Regions from separate parts of the Homo sapiens genome. Here region 2 is linked to region 1. Evidence: read pairs that join two places in POLR2A ChIA-PET (ENCODE). Cell type or tissue: OCI-LY7. All regions are shown on one strand. Each heading gives the region's core, and the rest is flanking DNA. Links, peaks and the distances in the headings are about the cores only.

Region 1 (2,918 bases), core at 201-2,700:
TTTCAAGCATGCAGAGCAACATTCTGATAAATAGTGCAGTGAGGAGCTGTGCTGCATCCTGGAGCCGAAGGTCACAAGGAAGAAACCAAAACCGGTAAACTCAGGGGTGTTGTGGCCCGAATCTGTAAATCCAAACAATCTCACAGTTATGAAATGGAAAGTTTGTGGGGAAAAACAAATGCTTTGGTTATTACAGTGTTACTACATTCATAAAATATATTTCATTGGGGGGGAGTTTACACAGGGGGTAATGAGATTTTTGCTTTATACATTATTTATAACTGCTTAATCCAGGTACTGTGGGTTATTTTTTTATTCCTTCATTTTCACAGCTACAAAACACTTCAGTATTTCTAATGTATTTCTGCTTACAATACAGATGTTCTCAATTGTGTTTCTAACTACATTTCAACCGTTATGATCACGTTTATTTGTTTGTGTCAGCACACAAGCTGGGGTTGAATGTGCAACACACAATAGTAAGGCTTCAAGAAGCCTGTAAAAAGGCCTCTTGTGCTTTCATTATCAACAAATTAAAATATGCTGTGTGGCACTATCTTTATCATCAGTGGTTTTAATCTTTGGATAATTCCCCTACAGTTGGGTAGGCAGAGCGACAGCCCTCTCTCGGTGCAGAAAGGTTGCATGCCTTAAAACAGCACTTTTCAAGATGACCATTTGGAAGCAACATTTGGAGAACATTTGGGTTATGTCCTCTAACTGAATTTCCAAGCTGTTGGTAACGGACTAAAGAAAATGCAGTCTGTACTGAATACTAAGAAAGCAAGAGTGGAAGAGCCTTGAAGGTCATGTGTAAATATTGACATTTTAATTTTATTTAGTATACCAAGTTGGGGCCCTTGCATTGCTTATCTTGCCATAAAAACTCTTCACCCACTTGCACTGCCCTGCAGATTGTCAGGGAAAGATCTGATCTGAGCAGCCGTGGCTACTCTTCCTGCCATTGCTAACAAGACTGAATTTTGTTTGTGCAAAATCTGAGTCAAAGGGGTGTTCCTCCCCTCTCATCTCCATCACGGACTGATGCGCCTGATTAGATAACAGAAATTTGTGGGCTGAATGTTCATGTAGAGACATGAAAGCCAAGATGCAAAACCAGTCAGAGAAAACAGCCTCCCACTCACTCACAGAGTCAAGTCAGGTGTCTAAAACCAAAGTTATTTGGGGAACCAATAACTGGCTAATTTGGCCAGAACACCCTTCTCTGTGTCCTCAGCAGCAGCATGAGGAAGAAATACCAGCATGTCCTCAGGCCTTGTACCCTTCTTAGAAACCAGAACTCTACCTGCGGAGCTTAATCAGGGCCACATTCTGAAAGTGAGATGCAGGCGACAGCCAGGTCTCTCCACCAGCAGCAGTGGTTAGAATGCCCCACGCACTTAACAACTTCCGGGACACATTTGACTGTTGACCTAAAACAGCACTGCTTTCCTCTGCCAAAGCAAAGAGCCTGGCTCATGTAGAATAGGCCAGCAGTTTGGTAACTTGCCAGAGGCTCCTGTCTCCCTACAGTGAGGTCACCAGAATCACTTACCTCCTGAAACACAGTCGACTGAAATGAAGGTCCAGCAGAAATTAGGGGCCAGTGAGTTAAACATGGAGGAACCAGGGCCACTTCAGATGGTCTTTGGCCTAAAAGGTTTTCCCTAAGTGCAAAGAAGAAAATTGAATGTGGGAAAAAAATGATCTTTTAATGCTTCATAACTCAACTCTCTGACTTACCTCAAAAAGAGAGAAATAGTGTAAAAAGCCAACACCATTTTCTGCCCTCTACATTTGGGTTTCAAAAGGTGTTCCTCAAACAATGATCTGGCTTCCATGCCAAAATAAATGTCATGATTTACACCTCATGCTTATGTTTGCAATCCTAATCACCCTTCCCTATGCCAGCTTTATAAGTCTTGCTCAGTTCCACTATTGAAATAGTACACTTGGATTCAAACAACACTCAAAACCCTTGTTTTTTGTTTTGTTTCATTTTTAACTATTACTGAGTGGTAGGGTCAATCCCATTCAAAATTCCCAAGTAGACAAAATCTGTGTCTGTGGCCCTTCCCCTTCCCCTCACCTTCTTGGCAGCCTCCCTCCATTCCCACTGATGAACTTCCAAGCTTCCTGCAGCTCCACTAGTCCTTTTCAACCAAAGGAAAACAAAGCAGTTTCCTACATTAGCGTATCTGCCTTTGTAAAGTAGTTTAGTGTTTTGCACAAACCAAGAGAATGTTCATTTTAAAAGCAGGAAAGAAAGCCAAAGGAATGAACCATTACAGATGGAGTGTCAGACACCATGGCACCTGGATAAAATATAATTTGGGGCAGGGGAGTATATTCTCATCGTCCCTAAAGTAGATGAACCAGTCAAGTCAGTACCCATAAGGCAGGCTTGATAAATCTCAGGACCAGGCCCCTCCACCCGCAACAAACACACATACACCTCTCCATTGTGATGTTTTAGGCGCAGTGTATAGTAGCTCTGCCTATCTACCCAGAACCTAATGTATTCACCTGAAAGTAAACTAACAGAGTCTGGCTGTCCTGGTGATTCTCAAGACCCTATTGCCTCCTCACTTACCCAAAGGAAAGGAGCAGTAGTTTTTTTAAAAATTCAAGAAATCAGTTAAAAAAAATATGTTAGTGTTTCTCTGAAACATCTAAGTTAGCGTGGCACAATTCATTTTATTTATAAAGAATTTGATTAACTCTGGTTAGCCCAGATTTGCTTCAGCCTGAAGCCCAACATCTCCTTTGCAGTGTGGTATCCTTCAGTTGCTCATTACTTGAGCCAACAGAGGCGGGAGGGGAGATGGAGAAAACTGGTTTTATTTGAGCTTGTGAAAATGCCTTTTTGTCAAGTTCAATGTCATAAGTTTTCTTCCACAAGAAAGTAGAATATACTT
Region 2 (2,918 bases), core at 103-2,602, 600 kb after region 1:
ATCACCTGAAGTCAGGAGTTCGAGACCAACCTGCCCAACATGGTGAAACCGTGTCTCTACTAAAAATACAAAGAAATTAGCCGGGCATGGTGGCAGGTGCTTGAAATCCCAGCTACTGGGGAGGCTGAGGCAGGAGAATCGCTTGAACCCAGGAAGCAGAGGTTGCAGTGAGCCGAGATCATGCCATGCACTCCATCCTGGGAGACGAGCAAAACTTTGTCTCGAAAAAAAAAAAAATGCCAATGCTATATAAACATCTCTAAGTTATCTTCACACAAGACCCTCTCAACCTTAAAGTAGAACTAGTATAGGACACCTGCCCACTACCCCCCTACACAAGTCAGTAATTCTGTATATCTGGTCTCCTTATCTGTAGGTGGTGTACATGAGCATCATATTCATGAGTCCAGTAATTTGTTTTAAATAGTTTGACATTCCCTCTTGTGATGTGTTACCATGGCTAGGCTATGGTACCCAACTGTTGGTCAAACACTAGTGTAGATGTTGCTGTGAAGGTAATTTTTAGACATGATTAACATTTATAAAAGCAGATTACCACTATAATGTAGGTGGCCTCACCCAATCAGTTGAAGACCTTAAGAATAAAGACTGAGCTTTCCCAAAGTAGAAAGAATTCTGCCTCAAGACTACAACATAGAAACCCTGCTTGAGCTTCCTGCTTGCTGGCCCTCCCTAGAGGTTTCAGACTCAAAGCTGCTGCATCAGCTCCTAACTGCATTTCCGGCCTGCTGGACTATAGTACAGATTTCAGACTTCCCAGTCCCCACAATTGCATAAACCAATTATTTAAAATAGAAAAAAAATCTTAAAATATATTTAGATACAGAAAGAAATGACAGATTCTATTGGCTCTGTTTCTCTAGAGAGCACGAACTCACCTTTCGTAATATTCTGTGCGTTAATGATTAACTTGAACTTATAAAGATTTGCAAGGAAAAAAATCAACGTAAATCTAGACTGTCAGAGGCTCTGTGTACAACCTATGTTCAGAGGCTATCAGTGATAGGGTTTGGGACTTTGTCCCCACCCAAATCTCATGTTCCATTGTAATCCCCAATGTTGGAGATGGGGCGTGATGGGAGGTGATTAGATCATGGGGACGAATTCTCATGAATGGTTTAGCACCATCCCCTTGGTGCTATTATCACGATACTGAGTGAGTTATCATGAGATCTGGTTGTTTAAAAGTACACAGCAGCCGGGCATGGTGGCACACGCCCGTAATCCCAGCATTTTGGGAGGCAGCAGCAGGTGGATTGCCTGAGTCCAGGAGTTCGAGACCAGCCTGGACAACACGGCAAAGCCTCATCTCTACCAAAAATACAAAAAAATAGCCGGATGTTGTGGTGCAAGACTGTGGTCCCAGCTACTCTGGAGGCTCAGATAAAAGGATCACTTGAGCCCAGATGTCAAGGCTGCAGTGAACCGAGACTGCACCACTTCCACTCCAGCCTGGGCAACAGAGCAAAGACCCTGGCTCAAGAAAAAAAAAAAATGCATGTAGCATCTCCCCCGTCTCTCCTTTCCTCCTGCTCCTGGCCATTCGAAGTGCCCCCTCCTGCTTCATCTTCCACCATGATTATAAGTTTCTGAAAGCCTGCCCGGAAGCCAAGCAGATGCCAGAATCATGCTTCCTGTACAGCCTGCAGAACCATGAGCCAATTAAACTTCTTTATAAATTACCCAGTCTCAGGTACTTCTTTGTAGCAACTCGAGAATGGACTAACACAATCAGTCTGTGATACTGGACAAAATTTTGACAGTCTCCTCCTCCACCTAGCCAAAGTGCCATTGCCAACATGGTGATGGTTTCCTCATTTGCAGTAATGTATGGGATTATGTTTACATTTAGCTGTACATAGTATATACCCTCAAAGCTGATTAAATGAGTCACTCAACATTGTTTACAAGAAAAGACTTAACAGATGAAAAAAAACCTGTATCTTTTGAGTATAAACAGTGATGTTGACTGGTTCAGAAGTTTCTGAAAGGCAGAACAAGAGTGGGGAAAATATGTTTTGTAATTGATTTGCAAACAGAAGTGGAAAAGTTATCAAGTAATAAACCAGCATAGCTCTGGAAGAAATATCTCTTGTCAAATTAATGTAATTTTTTTCAACAGAGTTATTTGTCTGTTGGAACGGGAGGAAGTGATGGATGTCATTTGTCCTCAATGTAGCCAGGTATTTTATCCTGTCTGACATTACTTAGTTACTTGTAAACTAGGAAAAAAAAACATAATCTAACACCTCAGTTCTTAAGTGGGTGTATTTGAGAATGCTAAAGGATTTGTTCTCAGTTGTTTGTTTGTTTTTGTTTTTGTTTTTTTGTTTTGAGACGGAGTTTTGCTCTTGTTGCCCAGGCTGGAGTGCAATGGTGAGTTCTCGGCTCACTACAACCTCCGCCTCCTGGGTTCATTTTCAATAGATCACTACCAAGAGCAAAGCAAGTGGCATCTTCAGGTTTCCATTGTGATATGACTGTGCCTAGAACTATGGTACTTGGCGGTAAGTAGCCATGAGTAGGAGAAAAGAGTACCAACATTTGGGGATTCTTTTAATTCCGTGTCGTTTTTTCCATTGGCGATTGACTTTTATTTCTTCCCTCCCTGTGCCTTGTCCTGGAATAGGATATAAATTTGCCTCTACATCTTACACTTCATAGTGCCAGTCATCTGTAAAGGTTGACCCTCTGTGCTTTCTTTTTAATATTTGGCATTTTGTTGATTTTTCTCATGGAGCACATTGGAGCTGTGAGCTCTTGTCCAGGGGAAGCCCTCTAAGATTTCTACAAGTATGAGTTAAAAATTTATTCGGATTTTGACCTTCTCAATGTACCCTTCTTCCACTGCTATGAATTATCAGCTGTTGGTATTAGAGTCTGTCCCACATAAAGAT

The links. ChIA-PET counts read pairs that join two places held together with the same protein. Peaks named below come from ENCODE experiments on the same cell type or tissue, not always from the same donor. Only the 100,000 strongest peaks of a DNase experiment are listed, where the experiment ranks them.
Region 2: POLR2A ChIA-PET joins it to region 1 with 11 read pairs; 2 of 35 experiments call an interaction of 5 or more read pairs at or near these places.

Annotation. Positions count from the first base shown.
Region 1 is chr1:87,447,983-87,450,900 of GRCh38, reverse strand. LOC105378834 (a long non-coding RNA gene) reads right to left here. Exons shown (of 4, transcript XR_947565.3): 3 at 1,556-1,667; 4 at 1-122. Among named protein-coding and RNA genes, the nearest start is that of LINC01364, 78 kb to the right of the region's middle. RefSeq lists an enhancer at 929-1,308. In OCI-LY7, for the core only: no CTCF peak of the experiment used is centred there; DNase peaks (open chromatin) are centred at 1,090 and 1,400; H3K4me3 peaks cover 691 bases; H3K27ac peaks cover 793 bases.
Region 2 is chr1:86,850,999-86,853,916 of GRCh38, reverse strand. No RefSeq gene overlaps it. Among named protein-coding and RNA genes, the nearest start is that of SELENOF, 62 kb to the left of the region's middle. In OCI-LY7, for the core only: no CTCF peak of the experiment used is centred there; DNase peaks (open chromatin) are centred at 696, 1,036 and 1,416; H3K4me3 peaks cover 1,545 bases; H3K27ac peaks cover 2,219 bases.